Linked DNA regions of Mus musculus: regions 1 and 3 are each linked to region 2. The links are chromatin loops, found by intact Hi-C in ENCODE. Cell type or tissue: left cerebral cortex. All regions are shown on one strand.

The links. Peaks named below come from ENCODE experiments on the same cell type or tissue, not always from the same donor. Only the 100,000 strongest peaks of a DNase experiment are listed, where the experiment ranks them.
Region 1: it touches region 2 in a loop (2.8-fold over the local background); 2 of 42 quality-filtered maps call a loop at or near these places.
Region 3: a loop joins it to region 2, with 3 times the contacts of the local background. A loop is called at or near these places in 2 of 42 quality-filtered maps.

The regions. Positions count from the first base shown.
Region 1 is chr2:129,098,971-129,103,970 of GRCm38, forward strand. Polr1b (polymerase (RNA) I polypeptide B) reads left to right here and starts at 2,026. Exons shown (of 15, transcript NM_009086.2): 1 at 2,026-2,293; 2 at 3,993-4,160; 3 at 4,608-4,754. The coding sequence starts at 2,117. Gm46764 (predicted gene, 46764) reads right to left here and starts at 1,973. Exons shown (of 3, transcript NR_168333.1): 1 at 1,864-1,973. In left cerebral cortex, no CTCF peak of the experiment used is centred here; DNase peaks (open chromatin) are centred at 2,001 and 2,548; H3K4me3 peaks cover 1,442 bases; H3K27ac peaks cover 215 bases.
Region 2 is chr2:128,846,262-128,851,261 of GRCm38, forward strand. Tmem87b (transmembrane protein 87B) reads left to right here. Exons shown (of 19, transcript NM_001355629.1): 16 at 468-538; 17 at 2,744-2,796; 18 at 4,043-4,073. Among named protein-coding and RNA genes, the nearest start is that of Fbln7, 15 kb to the right of the region's middle. In left cerebral cortex, no CTCF peak of the experiment used is centred here; a DNase peak (open chromatin) is centred at 2,622.
Region 3 is chr2:129,116,150-129,121,149 of GRCm38, forward strand. Polr1b (polymerase (RNA) I polypeptide B) reads left to right here. Exons shown (of 15, transcript NM_009086.2): 11 at 1,779-1,949; 12 at 2,891-3,047. Among named protein-coding and RNA genes, the nearest start is that of Chchd5, 11 kb to the right of the region's middle. In left cerebral cortex, a CTCF peak has its summit at 2,356 (motif pointing right); no DNase peak of the experiment used is centred here.

The DNA of each region.
Region 1 (5,000 bases), 250 kb after region 2:
GCTGGAAGATAGCTCAGTTGGTAAAGTGTGTTCCTTGAAGCATGGGGACCTGTTTAATAGTCAACCTTCACTTAAAAAAATTCCAGGCCTGGTGGCACATAGCTTTAACCCTAGCACGGGGGGGGTGGGGGGGGGGCGGAGGGTAGAGCCAGGCAGCTCCCAGGGGCTCATTGGCCAGCCTAACTTCTTCAGTGGCTCTAAGCTATTGACAGTCCCTGTCTCAAAGGAAGACAGAGCCTGCCATCCCCTGGCCTCCACACATAGGATAAATACATACACGTTCCTGTTCATACCTGTAGATACAACATGAAAACACAGAAAGCATCTAAAAGCTCAACAATTCTCAGAAAGGGATTGATTCCCTTCACGTTTTTCAGAGGAAATATGCCATCAACCCTTAAACACATGAAATGATATTTGACACTATTATCCTCTAGGCCCTGGAGTCTAGGAAAATGCTAACCAGGGCTCACAAAAGATACCATTGTGCAAATAATAAGATTGCTATAATCAGAAGATAGTACCAGGTACTAGTAATGATGTTGCTAAGGGGAAATGTGAAGTTGTACAGCTCACTTTAATAGTTTCACAGGGCTTCAGAAAGGTAAACATAGGTAATATGACACAGAAACGTGGTTCTTAGCTCTGATACCTAAGGGAATTGAAAACACACACATAGAAAAATGGATATTTGTAAAAGCCAAACACTAGAAACAGCACGAATTCTGACACTATCCAACCACCTTCCTACCTCTTGCTCTTGATTGCCCAGAAGCAGGCTGGGGTGGCTTCCTTTCTTCTGGGTAGCATGGCCTGGTTACTGCTTGCCGTCCTGCTGATGTGCTTCATGCATTAAGAGTTGAGTAGACATAAGCACAGCCCACAGAATCAATTAAGCAGGGCTCAGAGGGGCTCACAGAGACTGAAGAGACAGTCCTGGAGCCTGTGTGGCTCTGAGCTAGGTCCTCGGCATTCATGTTATGGATGTATAGCTTGGTGCTCTTGGGGGACTTCTGGCAGTAGGAGCAGGGGCTGTCTTGGACTCTCTTGCCTGCTCTTGGGACCCCTTTTCTTCTATTGATTTGCTTTGTCCAGACTTGATATGAGGGATTGTGCCTAGTGTTATTGTAACCTGTTATGCCATGTTCAGTTGATATACCAGGGAGGCCTGCTCTTTTCTGAAGGGAAATAGAGGAGGAGTGGATCTGGAGGAGAAGGGGGGTGGGGAGGAAGATTGGGAGGAGTGGAGAGAGGGGAAACTGCAGTTGGAATGCAATGTATGAGAAAAACTAAACAAAAAAACAAAGACTTGAGAAAGAGGGGGCTGGGGGTGACACATGCCTTTAACCCAGCACTCAGGCAAAGACAATGGACCTCTGTGAGTTCCAGGCCAGCCTGGTCTAGGACAGCCAGGACTACATAGAGACCCTGACTCAAAAAACAAAGAAACAAAAATAAATAAATAAATATTATTTTAATAAACAGACAAGTTGAGAAGAAATGACAGGTTGGTGCCCCACACCTCCATTTTAGTTGAAGCCAAGAATCCAGAGTCTCCTGAGGTCTGCATCAGGGTGCAATAGGAAAACTCCAGAATGGGACAGAAGGGAACCTTTAAAGATACGTCTTGTATCAGGTCCTAATTAACGAATTAAGCTAATATGGGTCACAGAGGTCACACACTAAAGTGGAGCAGGATTTAGTATGGTTTGCAGGTTACAAAACAGCGAAGCCTCTTTCTCTCTCTCCACCCCCACCCCCACCCCCACCCCCACCCCGGTGTTTCAAGACAGCTCTGTGTAACTACTCTGAATGACTTGGAACTCTCTTTGTAGACCAGACTGGTCTCGAACTCACAGATACCTGACCTCCTGATTGCTGGGATTAAAGGCGTGTCTTCATGTCTGCGCGTAGTTTTAACCGGTCTAATCACGCCATGGTGTAAGTTTCCAGTCGACTCTGAGAAAAGAAAGGACCAGTGTGGGGCGGGCCGAACAAGAGGAACTACATTTCCCAGAAGGCCACGGGGTAGGGTGGCTGTGGGGTTGGTCCGGCCATTCCAGCCAGCCACGAGTAGCGTCCTAGCTCCGGTCTCCCGTCCGGGACTGGCAGAAGCATGGATGTCGACGGCCGGTGGCGGAACCTGCCCAGCGGGCCCAGCCTAAAGCATTTAACCGACCCCTCGTACGGGATTCCCCCAGAGCAGCAAAAGGCAGCTTTGCAGGACCTGACGCGGGCGCACGTGGACTCCTTCAACTACGCGGCGCTGGAGGGGCTGAGCCACGCGGTGCAGGTGAGTGCCGTGCACTGCGCTCCAGAGCTCTACCCTTGGCCTGGGGGGTCCTGGAGCGTCCCTGCGGTTGGGAGAAGTGGCCGGGGGGTGGGGGGGTGAGGGGTGCCTACAGTATGACCACAAATAGGGACGTGAACTCACCCTGCATTGCTTTGGGTAGTTCAGAGAAAAAAAGCAACTCATAAGCCTAGTGGTGTAGGGAAACTTGTATTTGTGACTCCTGGATTTATATATGAGTACGAGTCTGGTTTGGGGCGAACCATTTCTGGGTACTGTGAGATGAGAGTGAGGAAGTGATCTTTTTGGAACTGTGTTTTCCACCATTCCCAGCACTCGCGCCTTTTCACACCTGGAGTCTTACGTTCTAAAACTACCTCACAAGGTTCCAAGCTGATCAGACAGACTGCAGCAAGCACATCCTTCAGTTTGCTTCCCTTAAAGTTTTCTTTTTGGGGCGGGAGAATGGAGACGGTTCGAGATAAGGTTTCTCTGTGTAGCGTTTGCTGCCCTGGAGCTCCGTGGACCAAGGCTGGCCTCGAACTCAGAGATCTGCCTGCCTCTGCCTCCCGAGCACTGGGATTAACAGTGTGTGCCACCATCGCCCGCTTGCTTGCTTGCTTGCTTTCTTTCTTTCTTTCTTTCTTTCTTTCTTTCTTTTTTTTTTTTTTTTCTTTCGAGACAGGGTTTCTCTGTATAGCCCTGGCTGTCCTGGAACTCACTGTGTAGACCAGGCTGGCCTCGAACTCAGAAATCCGCCTGCCTCTGCCTCCCGAGTGCTGGGATTAAAGGCGTTCGCTGCCCGCTTTCTTTCTCTTTAAGAATTTGCAAGAGGAAAACTTGCCACCTGTTCTGAGTTGGTCATGTTGAGGAAGATAAAAAGTCCAGGGGAATCATTGTAACAGTGGTAGCAGAGTAAGGACGGGGAAGGTCTCTTTTTGTTGGCATCTTTAGTTTTTCCTGGCACGGCACTCTGAGAGTAAGACACCTCTCAGGTGTAATTGCTCCTCACTTTGGATGTTGGTTGTGTAACGGTAGCAGGCACCAGCAAGCAGTCAGTGCCATATTCTTTGAGAACTGCTCTAAGATGTGGCGCTTTCTGAGTCAGGAGTACAAGGGAAATGCTGCGACTAATCCAGGTGTTTAGAAAGCTCTGCATTAGATAAGGCTAAGGGAAGAAGATGGTGCCCTCCCTCAGGAGGCAGGGTAGGTTCAGGGAGAGAAATATGTAGTAGACAGTACCCTGAGCTTTCGTTACCAAACAACTGTATTGTGAGAACAAAGGATGGGGATATGTTGGAGAGCTTTGACTGCCAGACTGAGACTTGACAATATGGAAGCCATTTAGAACTCTTCGAACTGCCAGGCTTCAGTGTGAGGGAATAAAATATACAAAGCTGAGCTTTTAGATGAGAAGAGTTTCCCTATACTTGCCCCTGAAAAGCAGAGAAGGTAGATGCTTAGCTCAGCCTTTTCTGTGTCCGTAGAACCTACTGCAAATCAAATACATAGCGCACCATCCAAAAAGTTAAATAGTTGGCCAAGTTACCAGTTGGTTGTAACTTTAGTTGTCCCTTTTGGATTTGTTGCATTGGTGTGGTAGATGTCAGTGAGTGTAGACCACAAGTGGTGATTTCGGGGAGTCTTAGTGAAAAGTGCGTTGAAAAATGCAAGTGATTTAGCAGCGTGAATTGTCTTTCAGGCCATACCTCCCTTTGAATTTGCTTTCAAAGATGAGCGCATATCTCTTACCATTGTGGATGCTGTCATCAGTCCACCCTCAGTGCCCAAAGGGACCATCTGCAAAGATCTCAACGTTTATCCAGCTGAGTGTCGTGGCCGAAAGAGCACCTACCGAGGGAGGCTGACGGTGAGCATTTAGTGACATAGTGACAGCAGGTGGCTGTCCCTGCACACTTCTGAGACTAGGGCTGGTGCCACTGAAGTGATTGTATCTTCATCTAAAGGGACTGTGTGTCATCCAAAACATGAAGTCACTTCCCTGTGGCCTCTTCCTCCTTGTAACATGCTCTTTTGTGAGGCTGGGGAGATGGCTCAGTGGTTAGGAGCACTGCCTTTTCTTCTAGAGGATCAGGGTTTGGTTCCCAGCACCATATGGTGGTTCACAGCTGCCGGTAACTCCAGTCCCAGCAGATGTAATACCCACTTCTGGCCTCCACTGGTTCAGACACACATCTGGTGCATAGCCATACATGCAGGCAAAGCAGTCAAAATATAAACAAATACAGCTAAAATTTTATTTAAATATTTATTCTTGTAGGTCATGATATCTTTTTTTTCTTTTATTCCCATTTAGGCTGATATCAGCTGGGCCGTGAATGGAGTCCCCAAAGGGATCATTAAACAGTTTCTCGGCTATGTTCCCATCATGGTGAAGTCCAAGCTTTGCAACTTATACAACCTTCCTCCTCGAGTCCTCATTGAGCACCATGAGGAGGCAGAGGTGAGTGCAGGGATCGAGGCTGTGGGGCAGCAGCGAAGGTGAGGAAACAGGAGGCTGGACCACTGGTGTCATCATGTCTGTACTGTGCGTGGCTCTTACCACAGTCTGTTGAAGCCGTGTTGAGCCTGTGCATGTGTGAAACTTAAGTCTGCCGACAAGCTACACTTTCAACTCAAATTCTCTTTTATTGCCTTCCTTCCATCCTTTTTATTTTGGGAGGTGGGATGCGAGGGGTCATGCTGTATA
Region 2 (5,000 bases):
GGTGCAGAGATAAAAAAAGGTTGAGGCAAGGAGAAAAGCAGGAACAGTAGTAGACAACAGTTGCTTAAAAGAGACAGAATTCTAGCTAGACAAGAGGACAAGGCCTCGTGGTTGTACAATAGGGTGACTATAGTAGCTCATTGCCTTCAAAATAGCTTCAACTCCAGTACAAAGAAATTATCATTTTGAAGTGATATAACACCCTACTGTGCACTGACACACTGTGCATTATGTAGGTCAAAGTACTACTGTACCCGTAAATTGTTGATTGTTGAATCAATTCAGAAGCCTGCCAGCTTTCCCTATGCTGCTTTTTAATTTCTGAAATGGCATATGAAGCTCCTCCTCTGGCCAAAGTGTCTAATCCTAACTTGCTTTTAAAAAATAATCATTTTTCTTATTGGGGTATTAAGTGTGAAGTTATAATTTTCTAATCTTTTATATGTCTCTGATGTTTCTCATTGTAGCTGAGGGAATAAAACTAAGAGCCTCAAAAACGGTTTCAAACGGAACAGCTAAACCTACGTCTGATAATTTTGTGAGTATCTGTATTTAGTAGTCTTTGTCTAACACTCTAGAGTCTGTTTCCATGCCAGAGTCACTGATTGTCAAGGGAGGTTTTGCTGAGGTGTGTTTTTAAATCAGCTGTTTCCACCCGAGGTGCAAGTTGAGGCCATGATGGCAGTGCTTCTCTTGTCTGTCCTCATCTGTCGGGCTGGGCTTGGCCAACAGCCCCAGCTTCCCCAGTGCTGCTGTGTCTGAGTGCATGGCTAGCCAGGGCTCTACCAGGTCCATCCCAGACTGAGGCTTTGTCTTGGTAAAAGAAAGGCAGTGGTGGCTTTTAAGCATATCCAAGCCATCTCTTTTGAAGCCTCCTTAGGTACAGTACAGATGGTTACCTGTTGGGAAAAGGACTTCGTATGTCCCATTCACTTCTTAAAGCCTTGAGAGCATGAGTAAACTGTAGAGTATAGGGCAGGGATGAGTTTATAAGTTATTTTATTTATTCTTATGTATATGTAGTATGTGTACCACATGTGTGCCTGGTGCCCTCTGGTCAGAGTCTGGAACCTCCGGAACCAGTTATGCCTGGTTGTGAGCCACCATTTGGGTAAACCCAGAGCTCACTATACAGATCAGACTTGCTTCAGTCTGTCTGCTTTGCCTCCTGAGTGCTGGGATTAAAGGTCTGCACTGCCACACCTGGCTCAGAGATGAGCCTTAGAACACCTTATAGGTGCAGGCCGTGGCAGAAGTGATGGTGATGGTAGTTAGGCAGGGTGAAGCCTTACACACTCTTACACTCTGCTGCCCTGGAATGTCACTATATAAAAAGGACATGTTGTGTGGGAGTCCCCAGGGCAGGTGCTGAATGACAACACTGCCCTTATGTTTATTTTTGGCTGTCTGTGATGTGTATTCTTTGAGTGGTTTCATGGTAATTTAAAAGCTGTGGTTTTTTTCATCTGGTATTAGTGTGCAGGCAGAGAGCACCCTAATCTGAAAATTCAGAGTCCCCCAATTTGTGAGCACCAGCATGACACCACGAGTGGGAAAACTATTGTGACGCTTGGTTTCATCTTCCTGACTCTCACAAAGACTGTGTACAACTGTCCTTGGCCTCTCACATAAAGTGTCTGGGTTATAAATGAAGTTTATGTTTCACCTTGGCTCCCATCCCTGTGCTGTCTCATCATGCATGTGCAAGTACTCAGAAATACCAGACGTGAGACCTAAAATACTTCTTGCCCGGAGAGTTTTCACTGAGGGATACTTATTGTTGGACTTGTTAGGTATTTTCCTTTTGGTGATATATATCAGTTTATTTAAAGTTCACTAGTCACAAACACATCGGAGAATTTTTACTCACTTTTTTAAACTAAGGGTTGGCTTTTGATCAGAAATTAGAGGTCTTATTTTTCATTACTAATTTCTACCTGGAAACCACTCACAGAAATGGGCTCAATTGTCTTGTCTCAGTCAGCAAAGTGCTTAGTGCTGCAATTAGACCAAACCAGGTAGTCAGGTATACAGGAAAGAAAAATTGCATTTATTTTACACTCTTATTTCTCTTTTCTAAGTATAATAACTAGAAGTCAATTCTTATTAGAAAAGAAAAACATCTGACTACCCCAGCTGATTGGCTTTGGGGGGGGAGGGGGTTTACTTGTTTGTTTGTTTGTTTTTTAAGACCAGGGTTTCTGGCCTCAAACTCACAGAAATCCACCTGCCTCTGCCTCTTGAGTGCTGTAATGAAAGGCATGCACCGCCACTGCCTGACATGATTGCCTCTCTTGTCTCCTGTGGGAATATGAACACAAGCGGAGGTGCTCTGCTCAGTGCTTTACAAGGTTAGAGCATTGCCCAGTATAGTTTTCTGTTGAAAAAAGTATAAACTCAAAAATCATTTTTACAAAGTCGGCATAATGAGGGGTAGAAGCAAGAAAATCAAAATAAACCTTTGCTATTTTCGGTCTTACAAATCAATTCTGCATTTTAATTTTGCTTCTTGGGAAAAGAACAATTATGTTCTTAGCTAAAACCAAGACACAGAAAAATCAGCAATTTTCTGTCTATGTATGAAACATTGCACTTGGTATACGGTGCCTACGCAGGGTTCTAGAGCACATACAACAGACTCTATGCATCTGATGTAAGTACTTAAACTTACAGACATGATGCCAGAAACTACATTCTCAGCTAAGATGTAGCAAAAACTAAATATAAATATTTATTTCTCCAGGATGAAGATTTGAAGTGGGTGGAAGAAAACATTCCCTCTTCGTTCACAGATGTGTAAATATCCTCTGTTCAAATCTAGAATTCAGGCTCTGGCTTAAGGGGATTTCACTCAGTGTATCTTAGGGCGGGTGCGTGAGTGTGTTTGTGTGTGTGTGCACATGTGTGAGTGTATATGAACAAGTATTCATGTGTGTGTATATATGTATGTATATGTGTATATGAATAGATGGATATAGGACCCCATCACTACTTCTCAGAGAGCGGAACATGGCCTTGACCCCTTTCTCTGCCTTTCCATTGTACAGCCATTTCAAGTCACCATTTTGGTGGCATACTTAACCACTGAGCTGTTTCACCAGCCTGGGCTTTGAAGGCTTCAGAAGGAGGCTGCAGTTGTAATATCCATCCCTGTGTGTTATGTGGGCTGTGTTTTATGTGGCAGTTTTATTTGTTTATGTATTTGTTTTATCTTTCCCCTAGCTTCAAGGTTCTTTATAATTCATCCCTAAATGTTGGGAAATTTAGGTGTGTTTATGTCTGCCATAACAGGTAAAGGCGCCTGCTGCCAAGCCTGCCAACCGGAGTTCAATTGCAGGGACTCACAGGGGTGAAAGGCAGGAACCAGCTCCTGTGTAGCCCTCTGACTTCCACACCCGTGGTCCAGGCACACACACCTACTCATACAAACAATAAACCAACACATCTCTAAACAGATATTCTCCATAAAAAAGAAATACTACCTTTGAATAACGTGGTACTCTCCTCATTTTCATAAGAGCACAAAATGTGAGTTTTCTAGTTAAATAGCAGATCATCACTCAGATACCAGTAGCAAAGGGTTAAGAAATAAACGGGGTGGGGTGGGAGTGTGTGGAATACTTGTGAGTTTGTAGGCAGCTGCCCCATATGCAGGAGAACTGCACCTGTACTAGCTTGTTTCTATTTAAAGTTGAGATTTTTAAAATAGTTCTGTTAACTTTAGACTGAACATTTTTAAAGGAATACACATTCTGGAAAATACACATCCTAGGTAGATGCCAGTGAGGTTTTTAAATAAGAGCCTTTATGTAATCGAAAGGTAGAACACTGCCGGTATTCCAAACTCTGGACCCTCCCAGATGCCCTGCTGCCCCACAGCTCTGACTGTAGAGTCTGAAGGATTTTAAGTGGCTCATCTGATGCTTCTAGAGAACTCACAGTAGTGAGCCTGGGTGCTCCATTCTTGGCCATTATCCCAGTAGGTTTTCATTGACTCTCAGGCCTTGTATGAGTGACACTGTCCTTGTCTCTTTTGTTTCAGAGCTCTCCCAGTGTTAGTGGACTCAGATGAGGTAAACATTCTGTTGCTTATTTTCCTAGAGCTGTTGCTGTTTTCACAATGTATTTTAGAAGCTAATTCTAAAAATAACTTTTTGAAGAAATGACCAGCTGAGCAAGTGGCAGGAGGTAGAGCCGGCTGAGGTCGGAAGGGTTGTGGGCAAAGCCTCACTGCAGGCAAAGAAACAGGCTCAAAGCTGCTGGGTGTAATGAAGGGAAGAGGCATTTCATGAGATTTTGTTCGAAAGTCTTTTTTAAGGCTTTATGTGTCCGTTGTTTAGCTTTTGAAAATGTGTAGATAATTTATTGGAATAGTTTCTTTCCAGCTTTACTTACTAAGCATGAAATTTAAATAAAGGTTTTGGAAGGAAAAGTTAATTATGTGTCATCTGGACATTGCAGAGTAGCCCAGGGTAGGGCACACCTGCAGTGTATGGACTAAAAGATAAATGACAGAGCATTGGCTTGGTCAGAGCGGGAGCAGCTGTTAGCAGGTGGGGCACAGCACGTTGGCTGGAGAGTGGCCGTACCGAGAGGGAAGTGGTCCTGAAGCAGTGCTGTGTTCTCTTGTAGCAGGGTGGGCAGCAGGGTGGAGGATCTGTGACCTGCAGGGATGTGTGGAAGGCCAGTTAGTGGTGCACTTGCATTGGTTTGATAATAACTACGGATGCAGTAGCATGAGACAAGTTTGTCACATGAGGTCCCTGTTAGCTGCAGTTCTGCCTCTCACAGAGAACCTAAACTCATTTGCTAGGTAGAAGGAAGCTGACCTTTCCAGTCTCTGCTAATAATTGACCTACTGTATTAGTGGGGTGCAGGGGCTGGGGAGTGGCAGCATGGTTTTTATCTAATACTTCCCTAAATTTAGGTCTATTAAAAAGATTAAATAGTGACTTGTTAGAACATTTTTGTAGGTTCTAGAGCTAACACCAGCATTTGAC
Region 3 (5,000 bases), 270 kb after region 2:
GTCTGATGGTTCTCGCTGACTGATTTCTGATTTCCACTGCTCCTTTGGTTGCTCTTTGCTAAGTTGCTTGTGACTGTGGCGGTTGGCTGCACTCACTCTAGTTCACACAGGCCTTGGCCGTCTTCCTGCTCAGTCCCAGGAAGCTAGGGTTACAGTCAGAGTTCTTTATTTCTACTCTTCCTAAGCTTGCAGCCTCTACTGAGGCCTGTCTTAGTGAACACAATATTTTTATCTTGGTTTTTTGAGCCAATGACTTTAACAGTTTTCTCTCTATAGTTTGGCTTTCTTTTTTCTGTTCATTATTAACTTTTGTGTTAATTTAATTCATGGACTGGTGAGATGGCTCAGTGGGCACAGGCACACACTCAGACCTAGTGACCTGAGCTTGATCCCCAGATGGCACAAGATCCCAGGGAAGAGCTGGCTTCCCAGACTCCTCCGCTGCTCTCTCACTTTGGCTCTCATGGACCTGTACACATGCAAACACTGAATCCATTAGAATTCAAGGCTTGGAGAGATGTCTCAGTGGTTTAAAGCACTGGCTGCTCTTCCACAGGATCTGGGTTCAATTCCCAGCACCCTGTGGTTGTCCACAACTGTCTAGCTCGGGTTTCAGGGGATTTCACTCCTTCCTTTGAACTCCATGGGCACCAGACACAACATATAGACATTTGCAGGCAACCTTTCATACGTATTAAGTAAATGAGTAAATCTAAAACAATTAACCAATCAAAGAATTCAGTCTGGTCTAGACATGGTAGCTTAATCCCAAGCAATGAAAGGCCGAGACAGGGACAACTATAATTATCAATTTGTGTTTCATTCTTTTCTCTTTCTTGAGCTTTCTTTGGTGTCTGTGGTGAGCTTTATCCTCTTCCCAGACATCAGAGATGTGATGTGGCTGTGTTAACTGAGGTTGAAGACAGCATGGCTGGTCTCAGGACTCAGTGCTGCCAGGGCTAGAATGTCGCCTTTTAATGTCATTTCCTCCCTCTGCGCAGTCTCCATTCGTCTTCACTGATAATGTGCTGAGATGTGGATCCCTTAAGCATATATAGTTTTTAGAATCTTTTTCAAATTATTGTTTTGGTTTGTATTTCTCCCTTTACTTAAGAATTTTAAAAATAATTTTAAGATTTGTTTTTTATGCATGCATGCATTGTCTGTGAAGGCCAGAGGAGTGCGCTGCATCTCTGGGAGAGCTCTTGGCAGTTATAAGCCACCTGTCATGGGTGCTGGGAACTGAAACTTGGTCCTCTGTGAGACCAGTAAGTGCTCTTAACCACCGAGCCATTTCTCCAGCCCTGTTTTGGGTTTGTTGTTGATGTTGTATGTGTGTGTGTGCTTTGTGATTTTAAAAATATATGTGTGTGTGTATGTGCATGTCTGCATTTTGGTATGCACTTGTGAATACAGTGCCTACTGTATGTATTCTTAGCTGTGTAGCCCTTTCTGCATCCCTGTTGCTTGTTTGTTCATTTCCAAATATAGGATTCTTTTCGTGTAATTGTTTGGAAGGAAATTTATTAACTCATGTTTCAAACAGGAGAATAACTTGCCTTTTTGAAAACACTCCTTTGCCATTTCGCGAGGGCTGAGTGGCCTCGTCTGTGGCTGAGACTGGGATGGACAACTGTGGCTCTGGAGTGCTAGGTTTATTACCCAATGACGTCATCTCTTAGATCTTTTTCTTTCCTGTTCTGCCTGGCTTCTCGTGACAGGGAAGCTGAGATAAGACATACATTTATTCTTCACTAAACTCTGTTTTGTTAAACCAGGTGTTGAGAGAAAAAAGAATTCCTCCCTGGATGGAGGTGGCCCTGATTCCCATGACAGGAAAACCAAGTCTGTACCCAGGTCTGTTCCTCTTTACCACTCCCTGCAGGCTGGTGAGGCCTGTGCAGAACTTGGAACTGGGCAGAGAAGAGCTCATTGGAACCATGGAACAGGTAGGGACCAGCTGCAGTGTTGCTTATGGAGAACAGCTTTCAGAGGCTCGGTATCGCGTTTTAAAGCGTTTGCTAGGAGGTCAGACTGACTTTCCAGGCTCTCTTTGCCCGGCTCTAAGTAGTCTTGCTGTCTTGCCACGCTTCCAGGAACCTGCGGGAGGCGTGGTGTTCGCATGACTGCCCTTCATGCTGCCCAGCGTTCACGGTTCTTTTTCACTTGGCTCTGTCACAGTTGGTGAGACCAAGGCATCCCGTTAACTCAGGTCTCAGTTGTCACCTGCATCTTTGCCATTGACAAATAGATTTGTGCCTATTTTTTAAAAAATATTTATTTATTTGTTTGTTTGTTTATTTATTTAATGTGTGTGAATTCACAGTTGCTGTCTTCAGACGCACCAGAAGAGGGCATCTGATCCCATTACAGATGGTTGTGAGCCACCATGTGGTTGCTGGGAATTGAACTTAAGACTTCAGGAAGAGCGGTCAGTGCTCTTAATCGCTGAGCCATCTCTCCAGCCCTTGTGCCTACTTTAAAACAAAAGAAACTGGGTATCACGGTGCACTTTAATCCCAGCACCGGGGAGGCAGAGCCACCAGGGAGGGCTACTCAGAGAAATCCTATCCAAAATAAATGAACATTTATCCTCCTCTCTGGCCCCTCACATTGGACAGGGTAGATGCGGGATGAGTGTCTTAGGGGAAAGCGTTCGGGAGATAGCTCAGTGGCGGAGTGCCTGGCATTCACAGGCTCTGGGTTCCGACTCCAGCACCTTAATAGCAGCGAGTGGGACATTTGTCTGGATGTTCCCCATGCTTCTGGCAGAGGTCGTTCCTGGTCTGGGTGATGTAAGCACTGTGCAGCCTCGAGGGCCAGCCTCTGGGAAGCAGCAAGACCACCACAGTTGTTCCGTGCCTCTCTTCCTGCCCTCCCTCTGCTCCAGCTCTTCATGAACGTCGCCATCTTTGAGGACGAGGTGTTTGGTGGCATCTCCACACACCAGGAGCTCTTCCCTCACAGCCTGCTGAGCGTGATCGCCAACTTCATCCCCTTCTCGGATCACAACCAGAGTCCTCGGAACATGTACCAGTGCCAGATGGGTAAGGTGGGCGGGGTGAGGGTCGGCACATGAGAGCACAGAAAGCACTTGTAAATTACATTGAGGTGATTTCAGACTTACAGTAAGCTTCAAGAATACTACGAAGAATGCCCACAGATGAGACGTCTGTTCTGTTACCAGCTTGCCCAGTTGCTTTTTCAAGCGTGGTGGTGCCCTCCTCCACAGTTCAGTGCGTGTCCCCCACTGTTAGGACTTTCTTAGGATATTTATCAGAATTAGGAAGTTTAGCATTAACTGGGTTTTTTTTTTAAGATTTATTTATTTTATGTAAATGAGTACACGTAGCTGTCTTAAGACGCATCAGAAGAGGACTTCCGGATCCCATTAGAGACGGCTGTGAGCCACCATGTGGTTGCTGGGAATTGAACTCAGGACCTTTGGAAGAGCAGTCAGTGCTCTCAACCTCTGAGCCATCTCTCCAGTCCCTAGCATTGACTTCCTTATTTTAAAAAAAAAATCTTACTTTAAATTACACTTATGTGTCCACAAGTGGGTACTGTGTGTAGATGCAGGTGTCTGCAGAGGCCAGGGGCATTGAGTGCCTCTGGTGCTGGAGTTAGTCAGTTGTGATCCTGGCGTGGGTACTGGAGACTGAGTGCAAGAGCAGCATGCACTCAATGTTTTCATCCTTACTCACTTTGAAGTGGGGTGAAGCACCAAAGGCCCATGGCCAGTCACCTGTGTTCTACTAGTGTGTCTCCCTTGATGCAGAGGAACTCTTCAGTTTGTTTGTGACATTTACATTTTTAAAGAAAATGGCTTGTCTGAGCTTTTGTGACTTAGGCCATTATAGTCAAATCACGTACCTTCTCTACTCTTCATTTCGTCTGAGTCACGCTCTGAGCATTTGACATTCTCATGGCCTTCCTTGAGCTGGTCTTGAATCAGTATCCTTTGGCCTCTGTCTGTCGTCACAGGATTACAGGTGTACATGTCCCACATCACGTCCTGCATCCTTGTGACAGATTTGTTGTTTACTGCATGGGTATGTGACTACAGATCCTCTTGTCCTTATTCTGAGATGTCTTTTTCACACTCACCTGAAGGAAATCTTTGCTGGCTGTATAGTGCTGAGTGGACATATTCTTTTATTTCAGTGTTGCTTTAGTCTGTTGTGTCTAACTAGAAGGCAGGGCTTGTAAAGTACAGTTTCCCTGTCCAGTGTACTGTTTTTTCTCTCTTTAAGACTTATTCTTAAGCTGGACGAGATGGTGCACACCTTTAATCCTAGCAGTTGGGAGGCAGAAGCAGGCAGATCTTTGAATTTGAAGCCAGCCTGGTCTACAGAGTGAATCCCAGGACAGCTAGGACTATACAGAGAAACTTTGTCTCAAAAATATAAAATAAAAAGACTTGTACTTTATTTTTGTTTTCAGATTGACTGTATGTCTAAACATGATTCTTTTTGTGTTCCAATAGCATTTACTGGTCTTTATGAGAAAAAAAAGTGATCAACTTTGGAGCATTTTCAAGGGCTTCCAAACTTGCTTCTTCCTCTTTATTTCTCCTCCTCTTTAAAGACTTGCGTTTTCATAAAAGTCCCTGTGGTTATTCACCTTGCTGTGTGTGCAGGTTATGTGTGTGGGTGTACACGCTGTGGCATGATGGTGGAGGTCAGAGGGCAGCATAAGGGTGGAGGTCGGAGGGCAGCATGAGGGTGGAGGTCAGAGGGCAGCATGAGGGTGGAGGTCGGAGGGCAGCATAAGGGTGGAGGTCAGAGGGCAGCATAAGGGTGGAGGTCAGAGGGCAGCATGAGGGTGGAGGTCAGAGGGCAGCATGAGGGTGGAGGTCAGAGGGCAGCATGAGGGTGGAGGTCAGAGGGCAGCTCTGTGGAGTAGTCTCTCTTCCTGACTTTATGCTGGTTCTGGGGCCTGAACTCAGGTTGTCTTTCAGTCTAGGCCTTCTGCTGGGTGGGTTGTTTGTTGGGTTGTTT